Linked DNA regions of Homo sapiens: region 1 is linked to region 2. Evidence: read pairs that join two places in POLR2A ChIA-PET (ENCODE). Cell type or tissue: HepG2. All regions are shown on one strand. Links, peaks and the distances in the headings refer to the core of each region. The heading gives the core; the rest is flanking DNA.

Evidence for each region. Peaks named below come from ENCODE experiments on the same cell type or tissue, not always from the same donor. Only the 100,000 strongest peaks of a DNase experiment are listed, where the experiment ranks them.
Region 1: POLR2A ChIA-PET joins it to region 2 with 7 read pairs; 2 of 35 experiments call an interaction of 5 or more read pairs at or near these places.

Annotation. Positions count from the first base shown.
Region 1 is chr2:119,909,593-119,919,044 of GRCh38, reverse strand. PTPN4 (protein tyrosine phosphatase non-receptor type 4) reads right to left here. Exons shown (of 27, transcript NM_002830.4): 11 at 3,803-3,866. It overlaps LOC124906163 (small nucleolar RNA U13), which reads right to left and starts at 1,727; the gene lies at 1,621-1,727. RefSeq lists a silencer at 4,505-4,705. In HepG2, for the core only: no CTCF peak of the experiment used is centred there; no DNase peak of the experiment used is centred there.
Region 2 is chr2:120,130,438-120,139,889 of GRCh38, reverse strand. EPB41L5 (erythrocyte membrane protein band 4.1 like 5) reads right to left here. Exons shown (of 25, transcript NM_020909.4): 18 at 8,175-8,272. Among named protein-coding and RNA genes, the nearest start is that of TMEM185B, 88 kb to the left of the region's middle. In HepG2, for the core only: no CTCF peak of the experiment used is centred there; a DNase peak (open chromatin) is centred at 5,429.

The DNA of each region.
Region 1 (9,452 bases), core at 2,808-5,307, 220 kb after region 2:
CTGCCTTTATCACCATAGAATAGTCATGCTTGTTTTTGAACTTTATTGTACATACATGGAATCAAACATATGTGTCTTTAGGTCTGGCTTTTGTTCAGCATTATGTTTCTGATATAAATTCAACGTTTATGAAGCAGTAATTCACTAATTTCCATAGTACTCTATTATAATGAATTTAACAGTTAACTTATCCACTTTACTGTTCACAGACATTTTATATTTCTAGTTTGGGGATATAAGAAGAATGCAGCCATGCATATTCCTGTATGTTCTCTGGTGTACACATATGCACATTTTTGTTGTTGGGTCATATGTTGTACACATATGCTCAGCTTTGGTAGATAATGCCCAACAGTTTTCCAAAATGGGTAGATCAATATACAATCCCTCCCACCAGTAGCATATGTGCCATATATTCACCAACCACTGGTTTATCAATCTCTTTCCCCTTACTATTCTGTTGTGTATGTAGAGGTAGCACATTTTGGTTATAATCTGAACCTCCTTTATAATTATTGAGGTTCAATGTTAATGGCCACGTGGATATCCTCATTTGTGAAGTGTCTGTTCAATTCACTGGCATATATTTCTATCAGGATGCATATACAACCAAGGATTCTGTGTGTATTATATAATGGTCTATACTATTTCACTCTCTTAGTGATATCTTTTGATGAACAGAGTTATTAATTTTAACATAGTCCAAATCATCAATCTTTTAAGGGTATGAAGGTTTCCTTCTATGTCCGGTTAAAGAAATTCTTGCCCATCAAAAGGTCATTAAGATATTTCCTGTGACTAATACACAAATAAATGCCCATGTATAAAGTATTAAACTATCATATTAGAAGGGAATATGCTTAAAACATCACTTCTTGATTGCCAGAAAATTGTCTTAATTATGGTTAATAGTTGTTTTGTTTGCACTAACATATATAGTTCATATGTTTTACCATATGCCACAAACATTACACAAAATAACAGAAAATGTCTCAGCTACTATGATGCACTGAAGCTTCTCACTGTCAGCATCTAAGATGCATACATATTCACCCATTTTGACACTTGGTATACTTTTCAAAAAGTCTATAAGTAATTTCCATATTCTATCAATTATATTTGAAATGTAACAAAAATTTTTCTTGCCCAATTTCTAAACAACACACAAAAAAATTTGTACTGAGAGATAAGTATATCGTATGAAGTTTGGGTATTTAAAAACAAAGATGTTTTAGAGAGAAAACATTAACAAGGCCACCTTTTGCAGAGTATGCCTGTATACTGTCTTTTTTTTCCTTTTTTCTTTTGTTTTTTTTGAGACAGAGTCCAGCTCTGTTGTCCGGGCTGGAGTACAGTGGTGCGATATTGGCTCACTGCAACCTCCACCTCCTGGTTCAAGAGATTCTTGTGCCTTAGCCTCCCAAGCAACGGGAAATACAGGTGTGTGCCACCACAACCATTTTTTTGTATTTTAGTAGAGATGGGGTTTTGCCATGTGGGCCAGGCTGGTCTTGAACTCCAGGCCTAAAGCAATCCACCCACCTCAGCCTCCCACAGTGCTGGGATTACAGGCGTGAGCCACCGCACCTGGCCTGTATACCATCTTTACTTTCTTTCTCCTATCAGACAGGTTGTAATGTGCCTATGCTGTAACAAAGTCTGAGGAAGGCATATCTCACCCAATAGCATGAAAATCTAATCATCATGCTTATGAACCACAAAAGGATCCCTGTATACTGTCTTTAATCAATTGTCAGTTAGCTATTGTTGCTGTTATCACTTATTGGTAAATACATTTTTAACTGGTACACTACTTCAGAAAATGAGAGTGAGGATTCAGTGATATGAAAATGACTGGTCTTTTACCAGGCACATAGTAAGTTCTCAATAAAGGCTGGATATTATAACTATTATTAATAACACTAGTATTATGATGGGATATTATTATAAGTCTAATTAGAAAAGTTGACTTCTACAGTGCCATCTATGATTACTTAAAGTAAAATATTTGTCCTCTAGTTTCCAGATAACAATATTATATTTTAATCACCTAAATTTTAAAACATGTAAAATAATTTCCATTAGCAGCATTAGTCATAATATCCCCAACCTGGAAATGGCAAAGCTGTCCACTAGCAGCAGAATGAATTAATAATTTATGGCATAGTCATTCAGAGGAATACCATACATAAATGGAACGAACTAATGTTATATGCAACAACATGGATGAATCTCACAAAAAATATTAAGGGAAAGAAGGCAGACAGTAAAGACAACAACTGTATAATTTCAATTTTTAAAGTTCAAATATAAGCAAACTAATCCATGGTCATACAAATGAGAGTAATGTTTACCTTCCAGGAGGCTTAATGACTGGAAGTGGGCATCAGCTCCAGCAGCAACATTTCAAGCATCTGGGGTGCTGGTAAAGTTCTACATATTAGAAGGCGGTACATATACTACATATCTTGGAGGTGCTGATATGGATATGTTCACTTCATCAAGTTGTGTACTTAAAATATGCACATTTTTGGTATTATGTTTTATTTCAATAAAAATTCTCTTGAAAAAAATCCCTCTGTATTTTATGAACATAAACGATAAACCATAGTTTATAATCACGTAGTAGACCAATACAACAGAGCTGATTCAAAGACTTTCTTTATTTTTCAAGAGGCAGTGGTGTCCTGCTCTGTTGCCCATGCTGGACTACAGTGGCACAATCAGCTCATTGCAGCCTTGAACTCCTGGGCTCAACCTATCCACCCACCTCAGCCTTCCAAGTAGCTGGGATAACAGGTAGAAGCCACCACTGTACCCAAAGGCTTTTTTTTTTTTTTTTTTTGAGACAGGGCCTCCCTATGTCATCCAGGCTGGAGTGCAATGGTGTGATGATAGCTCATTGCAGCCTTGAATTCCTGGGCTCCAGAGAGCCTCCCACCTCAGCCTCCTGAGTAGCTGGGACTAGAGGCACACATCATCACACCTGGCCAATTTTTTTTTTCCATTTTTTTTTTGTAGAGACAGTGTCTCACTATGTGGCCAAGGCTGGTCTGGAACTCCTGGCCTCAAGGGATCCTCCCACCTCAGCCTCTCAAAGTGCTGGGATTACAGGATTGAGCCACTGAGGACAGCCCCAAAGACATTTTTATGGTTTCAAATACATTTTACACACATACACACACAACCATCTTGAAATCTGCATGAATTTGCCAAGACTTCTCAGATTTCTAAGAAATAATGTACATCAAAGGATAAGGTTAGTTTGATTTAATGAAACAGACAAAATCATTAACAAGATGAAATTATTTCCAACACTGTACTTTCCATGACAACTCAATTTGTTATTTATAATATATAAAGCCATTACCACTCCAACAAAGGGAGGCAATGTGTTATAAGTTCATGAACTTGTAACACTCAGCTCCCCTAAAATAAAATGAACTTATATACGAAAGTAAGTACTATAGATTTAGTAGGGAAAAAGGGATATATGAAATGCTCATTTGCTGCCCTTCAAAAATGGACCCTGAGGTTTTCAATGAACATCATGTGTGAGAAATCAGTTTCTAAGCTCGAGAAACAGCAAGAGGAATATCTAGAAGAACTTTAAATTAGAACCACATACACACTGGAAAAACAAGTACATTTTGTTATAACAAGTGAATTCATTACCTCAGCGGGCAGTTATCCACAGTATTAATTGCACTTTCACTTGTACTAATAATAGAAAAGTTCTGTCATGAATGGGTATTTCTTAAAAGGCTTCATTTATGTCAATAATTATTAAATCCGTACTCACCAATTCTTTTCTAAGTTGAATAAAAAACTGTTTGCACTTAAAAGAAATTTTTACAATCTTCAACCTGGACAAAAGACAATAAATTATTCAAAGTATTGAATAATGATAAAAATATTAACAAATTATGAAAAAATGTTTTAAGTGTATATTTAGTAATATCTAAACATTTTATCATATATACATACACATAGTACATAAAGAATTGAAAGTTTTTCTTGCTTCATGGAAAAAATAATTAGTATTTGTGTTCAACTGAGGAAAATTTTGTATCTACAGAAATACTTAAAAACAGATGTCACAAATTAAAATTTCAAAAACTATCACTAACTTAGTTGTTTACTCTCTAAAACTATAAGCAAGCCTTGGAAAAATGTAAGATTTCATTACTTTATGCAACAACCCTAAAAACACTTTTAATTTTAAAAAGCATTAAATTTTAAAAATTTACCTTTGTACACCACCCTTCTTCTTAAACGCAACCCACATAATGCCATAAGCGTTCTCAAAGCCTTATTAGTACAATCAATATGAGCCAAGTCATTTTGTCTCATTGAAACCATAAAATAAGTAACACAGTAAACACAGTCTTTGTAAACTTTAAGACATAAGGGTAATAAGGCTAAAGAGATTTGATCTTTCTTACTGAGAAAAATGTCCTTCAGGATCCTGTCTCAGTCTTCTAAGTAAATATTTTCATGATAATTCTAAGTCTTAATCTTTATGGCTTATGGCCCTATCTATCCAAGAAGCTCTCAGCATTCTCAAAGAATAAACTTCTCACACTTTAATCACTTGAAGAGGCAAATGCATGAGTCAACTTTTCAAGCATGCATGTTTGGAATAGGGAAGAAGAGACATGTTTAGGTTTCTGATTTGAAAACTTTGTATTTTACTTTTGGATACTGAGCTTTCACTCGACATGGGAAAAATATTCTGTCATAGAGAGAGGGCATTATTTCCAGAAGCAAAAAAAAAAAAAAAAAAAAAAAAAAAATTGAGTAACTATTGACTGTATTTATGGAAAAAAGCCAGGTGCCTCAATTCAAAAAATCTTATGAAGACACACTGATATTTCAGAAGTTAAACAACAAAAAACACTGTTCATTTCTAAATGATCAAGAGAAAGGAAATCTAGGCCAGTTTCAAATCACTTTAATTTCAAAAATTCCCAGGAAGGTATCAATCAATGAATAAAAATCTTTTCACTGAATGCTCTCTGTGGCATAATATATATTTTGTATAACTTTTATTTTCTTATAAATGTATTGTGTGTGACTTGTATTTGCTACAAAGTTTTTTCAGAAAAATACCAATGTATAAATTAAAAATCTTTCAAACAGTATCTATTTTATATAGCAGTAATATAGCCATAACCGTTTTTTTGGCTTCTATATGCCTGGTTTATCTTTTTCAATGTTTCTGTCATTTTGTATAACATTTTAGGTATGTCTCTTGTAAACAGTATAAAGATTGATTTTTTTTTAACTGGAACAATTCCTTTCTGTAGTTAATAAATCATTAGACATACTACGCATTTTTCACTTGACATCAGAGGTTTTACAATGACTTTACATTTCAGTTTAAGGTTTGCCTTTGCCATCTTAAAATGTATCCTATTACAGACATGGTTTCGCTATGTTGCCCAGCCTGGCCTCAAACTCCTAGGCTCAAGTGATCCTCCTGCCTCAGCCTCCTGAGTAGCTGGGACTATAGGTGTGTGCCACTGCATCTGGCTCAGATTGATTTTTAAAAATCCAGTTTGAATAATCCAAAATATATGAAACAATAATAAGTACTTGAAAAGACACTCATTATCATTAGCCAGCAGGGGAATGCAAATAAAAACTACAATGAGATACTACTTTATACTCACTAGAATGGTTATAATAAAAATGCAGATAACAAGTGCTGGTGAGAATCTGGAGAAATTAAACCCACATGCAATGCTGGTGGGAACGTAAAATGATGCAGCCACGTTTGAAAACAGTTTAGCAAACCCAGGTATTCCACTCCTAGATATATACACTCATGAAAAATGAAAACATGTCCACACAAAAACTTGTACAAATGTTCAGAGCAACATAATTCTCACCAGCCAAAAAGGGGAAAAAACTGGTGAACTGGTTATCAAAATGTGGTATAACCATAAAATGGAAAATTATTCAGCAATAAAGGGGAAAGCAAAACTGATACATACTACAATGCGGATGAACCTCAAAAATGAATGAAAAAAATCAATCACAAAAGACCACACAGTACATGATCTCATTCAATATTAATAGAATATATAGAATAGGCATATCTATAGAGATATATGATAGTGATTAGTGATTGCCTAAGACTTCTGGCAAATAAAAAGCATAGAAAAGAACAGGAAATGGCTCCTAATAATTACAAGGTTATCTTTTAGGGGTAATATAAATGATTCAAAATTAGATTATGGTGATGCTGCCCCTGAAACTATACCACAAACCACTAAACTGTATACTTTAATAGGCAAATTTATGGTACATAGATTATATCAATAGTGATTTAAAAATTCAGTTTGATGTTTTCAATATGAATATCCAACATATTTACAGTTTCGATAATAATTAACATACTTGGATTTATCTCTACCATAATTTTTTTTGCTACTTGTCCAAAGTTTTCTGTTTCTACTGGAATGCCAATTATGTAATCATATAACTATTTTATACTGTTTTACTGATTAACTTTCACATGGTTTTGGAAAGCAGCTAGGCTCATCATTATACCACCAATGCATCTTTTCATTTTCCCTTTTAAGCATTTTATTATGTATAACTGACATGCAAAATGCACATATTTAAAGTATATACTTTGGTAAGTGTGACATACATGTGTACTTATCAAACCATCATCACAGTCAAGATAGTGAACATATCTATCACTTCCAAAAGATTCCTTCCGCCACACAGTGATCCTCCTCTAGAACTCCAACACAGCAACCCATCCCGCCTACGTAACCACTGACCAACTTTTTGTCCCTACAGATAGAATTTTCTAGAATTTATATAAATGGAAGCATACAGTATGTATTTTTCTTCATCTGTCTTGTCACTCCGCTTAATTATTTAGAGATTCATCTGCATTGTGTTTTTCACTAAATCTTTTCTCCACTTTGCTGAGGAGCATTCCATTCTATGGATATACCACAACATGGATGGAAATAGCCATCACTTCATGATGAATATTTAAGTTGTTTCTAGTTTTCGGCTATTACAAATAAAGTCACTTTGAACACATGTGTGCAAGTCTTTGTACAAACATTTGCTTTAATTTCTGGTGGTCAAATACCAGGTAGGAGTGAAACAGCTAGGTCATATGGTAGACATATTTCTAACTTTTTAAGAAACTACAGAACAGTTTTCTAGACTGGTTGGACCATTGTATATATTATAATAATACAGTCATTCTAGTCTCCTTAATGCTTACTACTTGCATGGTATACCTTTTTTATCTCTTTATTTTCAGCCAATCTATATATATATTCTTATCTACAAGGAAAGCCATTATACTTTTTTCTTCCCCATTTGTTTGCCTTTTATTCCTTTTTCCTTTTTCTTTTTTTAAAACACTAGTAAGGACCTGGTGTACAAAGCTGAAGAGAAGTAGTGAGATGAAGCATATATTTTCCTCATCTTATATAAAAAGCATTGAGACTTTCACCATTTTGTATAATATTAGCAGATTTTTTGTAGATGCCCTTAATCAAAATAGAAAGTGCCTTGTATTTATAGTTAGCTATGTCTTTATTTTTTTAAATCATGAATGGTCAATTTTGTCAAATTCTTTTTCTGCATCTATTGAAATGCTCAAATGGTTTTTCTATGTTATTATAACAGTATGGTTAATTATACTGACTGACTTTCAGATGTTAAAGCAACCTTATATTCTTAAAATAACCCCCATTTGAACATGATGAATTGTCATTTTTATATATTACTGGATAGAATTTGCTAAACTTTTATTAGGTATTTTTGCATCTATGTTCATGAGTAACTGCAGTTTTCTTTCCTTGTAAGGTCTTAAGTCTGGTTTTAACATCAAGGTAATAATCACATAAACCATGTTCCTTCTTTATTGTCTAAAAGAGCTTATGTAAAATTGGCCTCACTTCTACTTTAAATGTTCGATAGAATTCACAACAAGGGGCCTGGAGTTCTAATGTTCAAAAGGTTTCTAATTATAATTTCAACTTCTTTAATAGATACAGATCTATTCAAGTTTCTTTTCTTCTCAGGTCATTTTTTAATTTGTGTCTTTCAAGGAATTTGCACATTTAATCTACGTTGTGAAATTTATTAATGGTACTTGTATTAGTCCATTCTCACACTGCTAATAAAGACATGCCCGAGACTGGGTAATTTATTGGGGAAAGAGGTTTAATTGACTCACAGTTCAGCCTGGCTGGGGAGACCTCAGGAAATTTACAGTCACAGCAGAAGGCAAAGGGCAAGCAAGGTACTTTATTCACAAGGCAGCAGGAAGGAGAAGTGCAAGCAGGGGAAATGCCAGATGATTATAAAACCAACAGATATCATGAGACTCACTCATTATCATGAGAACACAATGGGGGAAACTGTCCCTATCATTCAACTACCTCCACCTGGTCCCACCCTTGACACATGGGGATTATGGAGACTACAAGTCAAGGTGAGATTAGTGGAGGAGGGGGCAGGACACAGAGCCAAACCATATCAATATTCAAACATTCAAATCTGCTCACAATATGATTTTATTATGCTTTTAATGTATGTAGGGTCTGTAATGCTATCCCCTTTCATTCTGGATATTGGTACAGCCAAACTTTAGAGATACTGAGGGCTTAGTTCCAGACTACTAAAGCGAATACTGTGATAAAGTGAGTCACACTATTTTTTGGTTTCTCAGTGGATATAAAAGTTATGGTTACACTATACTGTAGTCTATTAAGAGTTCGATATACTATAATGAAAACAAGTTGTATAATAAAAAATCAGAGTAATTTATAAAAAATTCTAATGATCATCTGAGCCCTCAGGAGTTGTAATCTTTTGTTGGTGGAGGGTCTTGCCACAATGTGGCAAGACCACATTGCCAAATGCTATTTGATAGCACTTACCTACACTAGAACTTCTTTCAAAACAGTCAATCCTCTTCACCCAGCTGCTGCTTTATCATGAAATAGTCTATATTCTTTGTTGTCATTTAAACAATGCTCACAGCATCTTCACCAATAGTAGATTCCATCTCAAAAAATCACTTTCTTTGCTCATCCATAAGAAGCAAATCCTCATCTATTCAAGTTTTATCATGAGATTGCAGCAATTCATCCCCTACCCCATCTTCAGACTCCACTTTTAATAATAGTTCTCTTGTTATTTCCACCCCACCTGTAGTTACTTCCTCCCCTGAAGTCTTAACCCCCTCAAAGTCATCTATGAGGGTTGGAATCAATTTCTTCAAAATTCCGGTTAACGTTGCTACTTTGACCTTCTACCATGAATCATGAATGTTCTCAATGGCATCTAGAATGGTAAATCCTTTCCAAAAGGTTTTCAACTTACTTTTCCCAGATCCATCAGAGAAATCATCCTCAATGGCCACTACAGCCTTACAAAATATGTTTCTTAAAAAAGATTTGAAA
Region 2 (9,452 bases), core at 4,269-6,768:
TGAACAGTGCCACAATAAACATGGGAGTGCAGATATCTCTTCGATATACTGATTTCCTTTCTTTTGGGCATATTATCTAGCAGTAGGATTGCTGGATCATATGATCGTTCCATTTTTGGGTTTTTGAGGCACTCTGTACTTCTGTACTAATTTACATTCCCACCAACAGTGTACAAGGGTTCCTTTCTCTCCACATCCTCGTCAGCATTCATTATTGCCTGTCTTTTGGATAAAAGCCATTATAACTGGGGTGAGATGATATCTCACTGGAGTTTTGATTGGCATTTCTCTGATGATCAGTGATGTTGAGCACCTTTTCATAAACTTGTTTGCCATTTGTATGTCTTCTTTTGGGAAATGTCTATTCAGATTTTTTGCCCATTTTAAAATCAGATTATCAGATTTTTTTCCTATTGAGTTGTCTGAGCTCTTTATATATTCTGGTTATTAGTCCATTGTCAGATGGGTAATTTGCAGATATTTTCTACCATTCTGTGGGTCATCTCTTCACTTTGTTGATTGTTTCCTTTGCTGTGCAGGAACTTTTTAACTTGATGTGATCTCATTTGTCTATTTTTGCTTTGGTTGCCTATGCTTTTGGGATATTATTCAAGAAATCTTTGCATAGACTGATGTTTTAGAGAGTTGCTCCAATATTTTCTTTTAGTGGTTTCATAGTTTGAGACCTTAGATTTAAGTCTTTAATCCATTTTCATTTGATTTTTGTATATGGCAGAGATAGAAGTTTCATTCTTCTGCATATGGAAATCCAGTTTTCCTAGCACCATTTATTGAAGAGACTGTCCTTTCCCCAGTGTATGTTCTTGGCACCTTTGTCAAAAGTAAGCTCACTGCAGATGTATGGATTTATTTCTGGCTTCTCTATTCTGTTACATTGGTCTATGTGTCTGTTTTTATGCTAATACCATGAGTTTTGGTTACTATAGCTCTGTAGTATAATTTGAAGTCAGGTACTATGAGTTCTAAAGTTTCGTTTTTTCTTCTCAGGACGGCTTTGGCTATTCTGAGTCTTTTGTGGTTCCATATAAATTTTAGATTATTTTTTTCTATTTCTTTGAAGAATATCATTGGTATTTTGATAGGGATTAAATTGAATTGGCAAACTGCTTTGGGAAGTATGGACATTGAATCAATACTGAGTCTTCTAATCCATGAACATGGAATATCTTTCAAATTTTGTGTCCTCTTCGATATCTCATACCATTATTTTGTAGTTTTCATTGCAGAAATCTTTCACTTCTTTGATTATTTTTATTCTTAGGTATTTCATTTTATTTGTGGCTATTGTAAATGGGATTACTTTCCTGATTTTTTCTTCAGTTTGTTTGCTGTTGGCATGTAGAAATGCTACTGATTTTTGTATGTTGATCTGTATCCTGCCACTTTACTGAATTTATTAGTTCTAATTGTTTTTCTTTTTCTTTAGTTTTTTCCAAATATAAAATAGTATCATCTGATGATAATTTGAATTCTTCCTTTCCAATTTAGATGCCCTTTATTTCATTCTCTTGTCTGATTGCTCTAGCTAGGTCTTCCAGTACTACACTGAATAACAGCAGTGAAAGTGGGCATCCTTGCCTTTTTCCAGATCTTAAAGGAGGCTTTCAGGCATGATACTAGCTGTGGGTCTGTCATAACATGGCTTTTAGTGTGCTGAGGTATGTTCCATCTATACCCAGTTTTTTTAGTTTTTTTTTCTTAATCACAAAGGGATATTGAACTTTATCAAATGTTTTTTCAGCATCAATTGAAATGATCATATGGTTTTTGTCCTTCATTCTGCTGATATAATGTATCACCCTTGATTGATTTACATGTGCTAACCCATCCTTATTACATCCTGGGATAAATCCCACTTGGACGTGATGACTTATCTTTTTAATATGTTGTTGAATTCAGTTTGCTAGTATTTTATTGAAGATTTTTGCATCAGTATTCATCAGAGATACTGGTCTACAGTTTTCCTTTTTTGAGGTATCTTTGTCTGGTTTTGTTATCAGGGTAATACTGATCTCATAAAATGAATTTGGAAATATTCTTTCCTCCTCTATTTTTTGGAATAGTTTGAGTAGGATAGGTATTAGTTCTTCTTTAAATATTTGGTAAAATTCAGCAGTGAAGCCATCAGGTCCTGGGCTTTTCTTTGCTGGGAGACTTTTTATTACAGCTTCGATCTTGTTACTTGTTATTGGTCTATTCAGGTTTTGGATTCCTTCTTGGTTCAGTCCTGGTAGGCTGCATGTGTCTAGGAATTCATCCATTTCTTCAATGTTTTCCAATTTATTGGCATATAGTTGCTCATACTAATCCTTAATGATCCTTTGATTTTTGCAGTATCAGTTATAAGTCTCCTTTTTCATCTACAATTTTATTTATTTGAGTCTTCTCTTTTTTCTTAATCTGGCCAAAGGTTTGTCCATTTTGTTTATCTTTTCACAAAGCAACTTTTTATTTTATTGATCTTTTGTATTTTTTGGTTTCAATTTCCTTTATTTCTGCTCTGATCTTTATTATTTCTTTTCTTCTACTAATTTTGGGTTTAGTTTGCTCTTGCTTTTCTAGTTCCTTAAGATGCATCATTAGGCTGTTTATCTGAAATTGTTCTACTTTTGTGATGTAGGTGCTTATTGCTATAAACTTTCCTCAGTACTGCTTTCGCTGTATCGATAGATTTTAGTATGTTTTGTTTCCATTTTCATTTGTTTCAAGAAATTAAAAAATTTCCTTACTTCTTCATTGACCCACTGGTCATTTGGAAGCATATTGTTTGATTTCCATGTGGTTGTATAGTTTCCAAAGTTTCTCTTGTTATTGATTTCTAGTTTTATTCCATGTGGTCAGAGAAGATACTGGAAATGATTTGTTTTTTTGAATGTTCAGACTTGTTTTGTGACTTAACATGTGGTCTATCCTTGAGAATAATCTGTGCGCTGAGGACAAGAATGTATGTTCTGCTGCCACTAGATAAAATGTTCTATTAGGTCCATTGGTCTACACTGATTAAATCCAATTTTTTGAGTTAATTTTTCTGGATTTTCTATCCTCTGCTGAATGTGGGGTGAATTCTCCAGCTAGAATTGTACCGAGGTGTATCTCTCTGTAGCTCTGATAATATCTGCTCTACATATCTGGGTACTCCAGTTTTAGGTGCATATATTATTTATAATGTTATATCCTCTTGCTCAATTGACCATTTATCAATATATAATGACCTTCTTTGTCTTTTTATGGTTTTTGTCTCAAAATCAGTTTTATCTAATATAAATAACCTGCTCTTTTTTGGTTTCCATTTGCATGGAATATCTTTTTCCAACCCTTTATTTTCAGTCTTTATGGGTCTTTATAGGTAAAATGTGCATCTTGTAGGCAGCTGATCATTGGGGGCTTTTTTTTTTTTAATCCATGTAGCCACTCTGTGTTTTGATTGGAGAGTTTAGTTCATTTACATTCAATATTATTATTGATAAGTAAGGATTTATTATTGCCATTTCAATCTGTTTTCTGATTGTTTTGTGATCTTCTCTTCCTTCTTGCCTGCCTTCCTTTTTGTGAAGGGTGCTTTTCTCTGATGGTATGTTTAAATTTCTTGCTTTTTATTTCTTTGTGTATCTGTTGTAGGCTTTTTTATTTGAGGTTACCATGAGGTTTGCAAATACCATCTTGTAACATGTTATTTTAAACTGATGACAACACTGATAGTAAAAAAAAAAAAAAAATTAACAAGCAAAGAGAAAACTAATAAAAACTCTATACTTCAACTTCAAACCGCCACCCCCACCCCCAGCTTTTTAACTTTTTGTTGTTTCTATTTATGGCTTACTATATTATGTCTAGAAAAGTTGTTGTAGTTACATTTTTGATAGTCTTTTAGCCTTCCTACTAAAGATATGAATAGTTTATACACAACAATTTCAGTGTTATAATATGCCGTATTTGTTAGTGTACATACCATTACCAGTGAGTTGTGTACCATCAGATGATTATCTTATTGCTCATTAACATCTTTTCCTTTCAGATTGAAGAACTCCTTTCAGCATTTCTTATAAGACAGGTCTGGTGAAATCCCTCAGCTTTTGTTTGTCTGGGAAAGTATTTCTCCTTCATGTTTGAAGGGTATCTTCAAACATGGATATACTATTTTAGGATAAAAATTTTTACTTCACTTTAAATATGTCATGCCACTCTCTCCTGGCCTGTGAGGTGTCTGCTGAAAAGTCTGCTTCGACTTACTGAAGCACCTTTGTATGTTGTTTGTTTCTTTTCTCTTGCTGCTTTTAGGATTCTTTAACACTGACATTTCCCTTGTATGTTATTTGTTTCTTTTATCTTGCTGTTTTTAGGATTCTTTAACATTGACATTTGGGAGTTTGATTATTCAATATCTTGAGGTAGTCCTATTTGGGTTAAGTCTGCTTGGCGTTCTATATCCTTCTTGTACTTGAATATTGATATCTTTCTCTAGGTTTGGGACATTCTCTGTTATTATCCCTTTGAACAAACTTTCTACCACATCTCTTTACCTCTTCTTTAAGGCCAATAACTCTTCGATTTGTCCTTTTGAAGCTATACTCTAGATCTTCTAGGAGTGCTTCATTTTTTTCTTGTCTCCTCTGACTATATTTTCAAACAGCCTGTCTTCAAGCTCACTAATTCTTTCTTCTGCTTGATCAATTCTGTGGTTGAAAGACTCTGATGCATTCTTCATTACGTCAATTGAATTTTTCAGCTCTAGGATTCCTGCTAATTTTTAAAAATTATTTCAATCTCTTTGTTAAATTTATCTGATAGAATTCTGAATTCCTTTTCTGTGTTATCTTGAATTTCACTGAGTTTCCTCAAAACAGCTATTTGAATTATCTGCCTGAAAGGTCACATATCTCTCTCTGTCAATCTGGGATTGGTCACTGATGCCTTATTTAGTTTGTTTGGTGAGGTCATGTTTTCCTGGATGATCTTGGATGCTTGTTTATGTCTGGGCATTAAAGAGTTGGGTATTTATTGTAATCTCTGCAGTCTGGGCTTGTTTCTACCCATCTGTCTTAAGAAGCCGTTGTAGTTATTCAAAGGGAACTGAATGTTGTGATACAAGTTTTTGGTCACTCCAGCCATATCTGCATTAGGGGGAACCTCATGCCCAGTAAGGCTGTGACTCTTGCAGGCTTGTTAAGGTACAGCCTTGGTAGTCTTGGGTAAGATCCGGGAGAATTCCCTGGATTACCTGGCAGAGTCTCTTGTTCTCTTCCCTCACTTTCTCCCATAAAGTCTCTCTCTTCTCAGTGAGCTGCATGCAGTTGGGGGAGGAACGACACAAGCACCCCTGTGGCTACCCACTGACACTGTGCTGAGTCAGACCTGCCAGTGAAGCCAGTGAAGTACTGGGTCTCACCCGAGGTATGTGGTGACTATTGTTTGGCCAACACTCATGTTTATTCAAGGCCCAAAGGTTCTTCCGTCAGCAAGTGGTGAATCCAGCCAGACTTGTGCATTTCTCTGTAAGACTGCAGGTTCTCTTCTGGCTCAGGGCTAGTTCAGAAATGCCGTCTAAGGAGCTAGGGCCTGGAGTTGGGAACTGTAGGAATCTACTCAGTACTTTATTTTACTGTGACTGAGCTGTTACCCAAGTTGCAAGACAAAGTTCTTTTTATTCTTCCCTCTCCTTTCCTCAAGCAGAAGGTGTCTCTCCCCATGGCCACCACAGCTGAAAATGCCCTGGGTCACACCTGAAGCCAGCATGGTACCAGGTCTTGCCCAAGGCCTATGACAAGTACTGCCTGGAAACCACTGACCCAAGGATTCTTTTGTCAGCAGGTGACAGATCCTGCCAGGACTGGATACTTTCCCTCAAGACAGCAGGTTCCCTTCCGGCCCATGGTATGTCTAGAAATGTCATTGGGAGGTGGGGCCTGAAATGGAGGCTTTAGGACTCTGCTTGGTGCTTTGTTTTACTGTGGCTACACTGGTATCCAAGCTACAAGACAAAGTCTTCTTTACTCTTCCCTCACCTTTCCTCAAGTGGAAGAAGTCTCTCCCAGAGCTGTAAGCTGCACTGCCTGGGACTGGGAGAGGGTGATGCAAGCACTCCTTTGGCTCCTCCAGCTAGTATCTCTCTAGGTCATGTGTACCCCAGGTCCACTGGCTCTGAGCCCAGCACAGTACCAGGATGTGCCCAGGAATTGTAGTCCTTGTGGCCTAGACTATCTTTCAAATTTATTTAGGAGCTTACAGCACTTTAGCCCACAGCGGTGGGCTAGCTGGAACTCAGGTTCCAATTGCTAGGATGGAAGATTCTTCTCTGGCTAGGGCTGTTCTAAATGCAGCCTCTGTGGGCACCAGCGAAATTGTGCCCTGCATTGCTTTCCATTCCGACAGACAGACCAACAAACACTGAGTTCCAATACAAAGTGCCATAGTCACTGTGCTCTCCCTCTCCCAAGCACAGATTCTCTCTCAGCACCACACTCCTCCATAGGGGAGGGGTGGCATCAGCCATTCAAGACTGTCTTTCCTACCCTCTTCAGTGCCTCCTTCCTTGGTATAATGTTAAAACCAGGTACTATGATGGTTCACCTGATTTCCGGTTCTTATGAAGGTGCTTTCTTGTATGGAGAGCTATTTAATTTGGTGTTCCTGCAAGGGGGATGATCACTGGAGGGTTATATTTGGCCATCTTGCTCCATCCCCTCCTTCCTTCTATTCTTGTCTGGCATAGAGTAAACCCTCACTAAATATTGTTATTCTTCCTAGCTATATGATCCCCTAAAAGTTCTTTGATGGCACTCTGTCCTTCACCTAAAGTGCTCCTTTACTCTCCTATCCTGAACCCACACTCCTCCTCATCTTTTCAAGGCTTCAAAACTAATGCAGCAGACTCTCTGCCTCAGAGGATCAGTTATATCATAGTGAGATAAGCAGGACATTTTACAAAGAAACAAGTAGCTGTTCAATAGATTTCCATGAACTCTGAGCACAGCCAACAATCCCCGCCCCCCACTCCTCCCTACCCCCAAGTGTTACCAGGCTTCATTCTTTAGGGTCATTCCAGTCCTCCACTAAATTTCCATTAGTTATTAATCATCTAAAGCTTTTATCTAAAGTTTTCCATTTATCCTTCTGTCTCTGGCCCTGCATTCCCCTACTTTACAGAGATATATTTAAAAAACTGACACTGTAAAAGCAAACAGACAAGTGGGATAGAATACTGAAAAGTCAAGAAAATGGAAAGCCTTTCTGAAATTGAATCACCTTCTAACAGCTATTTCTAATAAAAAATGTATTAGAAAGAAAGGGGAAAAAAAGGCTTGGATCCCGAAAGACAGTTTGAATCATAACAGTGCGAGTGCGAGACAGAAGACAATCACTTTCTACTCTCTGCTGGTCTCTAAAGGAATTCCAGTTAGTTATCCAAGAATGGAAGAACACCGTGAGTCAGCCGTTCTCCTTTCCTCTTTAAAACAAAAACAAAATTCATCTTGGTCATGTTATCAGTTGTCTGTATGTAGAGGGAAAAAAAAGGCCATTTCCAGGTCATTACCTAAAATCAACTCTTCCATTTAGTGGGGCCATCTGGTAGCTGATATGATTAATTATAAAATTTCCATCTCATTCAATTTATTTTAGCTCTTTCTATAAGTTACTTAACATAGAAATAAGAAAATCATAGCCAAACTATAAATTGAAGCTTGATTGGTGTAATTGGTATGTATCCCCCACCCTACAACAAAAAAAATTCAAAGGGGACAGGGGAGAGAAAGGAATGATAGATGAAGTTAAAGCATCTGAAATTCTATTCTCTTTCTTGTTTATACCACAGAGCAGCTCTCTTTAAAACAAATCCTTCTGTAATTTCAAAAGGCTTCAGCAAGTCTTCCAACTAGACTGGGTCAATCAAAATAAAAGGTTTAACACTCATCTTGACTGTGTTTTTTTTTTTAAATCATGAAATCACCTTACAATTCACTTTGCTGTGCAAGTTTCCCCCTTCCCTCCTAAACATCTACATATTTCACCCTTTAAAATGAGAAAACAGGTTTATAAGAACTCAGCACAGACAGATTTCCCAGCTAAAGAAAAAAGAAAGTACTGTCTTTGGAAAGAAAATATTTCTGGGAGCTCTGGAGATGTGTAACAGGTATACACAGGGGAAATCTGAATACCTGGCTGTTTATGTTAACATCGATGTTGGATCGAGGGGACAGCAAAGGACTGTTCTCCATCTCAAGCTGTTTGAGCTTCTCTGAGGTGTCTTTTAATGCTGAAAAGAAAAAAAAAAGGCAAAATAACCCCAGTCTGCCAGGCTGTCACAGCTAGCTGTGTGAGGGTATGGTTTTGTTTTGTCTTCTCAACATCAGTTATCATCAACTAAAAGTAATAATCCAGATAAACACAAAATAAATATATTTTCTTTCCATAACCAGCTATCTGTCCATTAATTTGAATAAGAGTTAATCCTAAGTAGAAACACCACCCTATATCTGCAGCACTCCTAAAAAGCAAGTAGATGTGAAATCTCCCTAGCATGTGTGGTTAAGAAGGTTTACCTAGCCAAGAGACCCAAAAGGCACAGAACACTTGTGACATGATCCTTTTCTTTCATAACCACAACCCAGGCTCATGTCTAACCTCAACACTTTGCCATCTTTGTTCGTTGGCCCTGACTACTGCCTAAAACTAAATTTATGTGGAACAAACTAATGAAGAATATATATTTATTCGTTCACTGATTCAACATATTATATATTGGTACCATCAGGTGTGACGCAAGACAAGCATTTTGTCTTCATAATGTTCTTCCTAGTGGCAAAATACATTACAAAGTCCTCTAACCACTGAAAACATAATACATTAAACACAATTCATCTTTAAATGAAGACTTTTAAAATTAACTGTCCTGAAATAATCTTATTTTGCAGAGATTAATTTGATGTGTGCATAAAATTTTACACTGTCAACTTGACAAAAAAGGTTGAATGCCTAATAATTTCTATATGATCAGAAAGAAGAAAAGAGGGGGAAACTTTGAAATCATATCCTCTGGGTCAAAGGGATCTTCTAAAAGTGGCCATCAATTAACTGAGTGGAGGCCCCGGATACACGTTAACAATCAGCTGGAGAGCTTTCAAGAAACGCTCATTCCCAGGGCTCACCCAAGAATAATTATAACAAAATCTTTTCAGGTAGGATTCTGGCACTGGTAGTTTTTAAAACTCTCCAGGTGATTTTAAGTACAACCAAAGCTGAGCACCAGTAATTCAACACTGGTCTTCTCAAAATCTTTCCTGTCCATTTACTTAATTGCCATCTCCTGGTTTTATTATGCTTCAAATTACTCCATCCTGAATACTCTTTTTGTTGTTGTTAAACCTTTTTCTGCTATACTATTTTGTCCAAGGAACATCCTGCCATGCAGCACAAGCTATTTTAGTTACCATTTG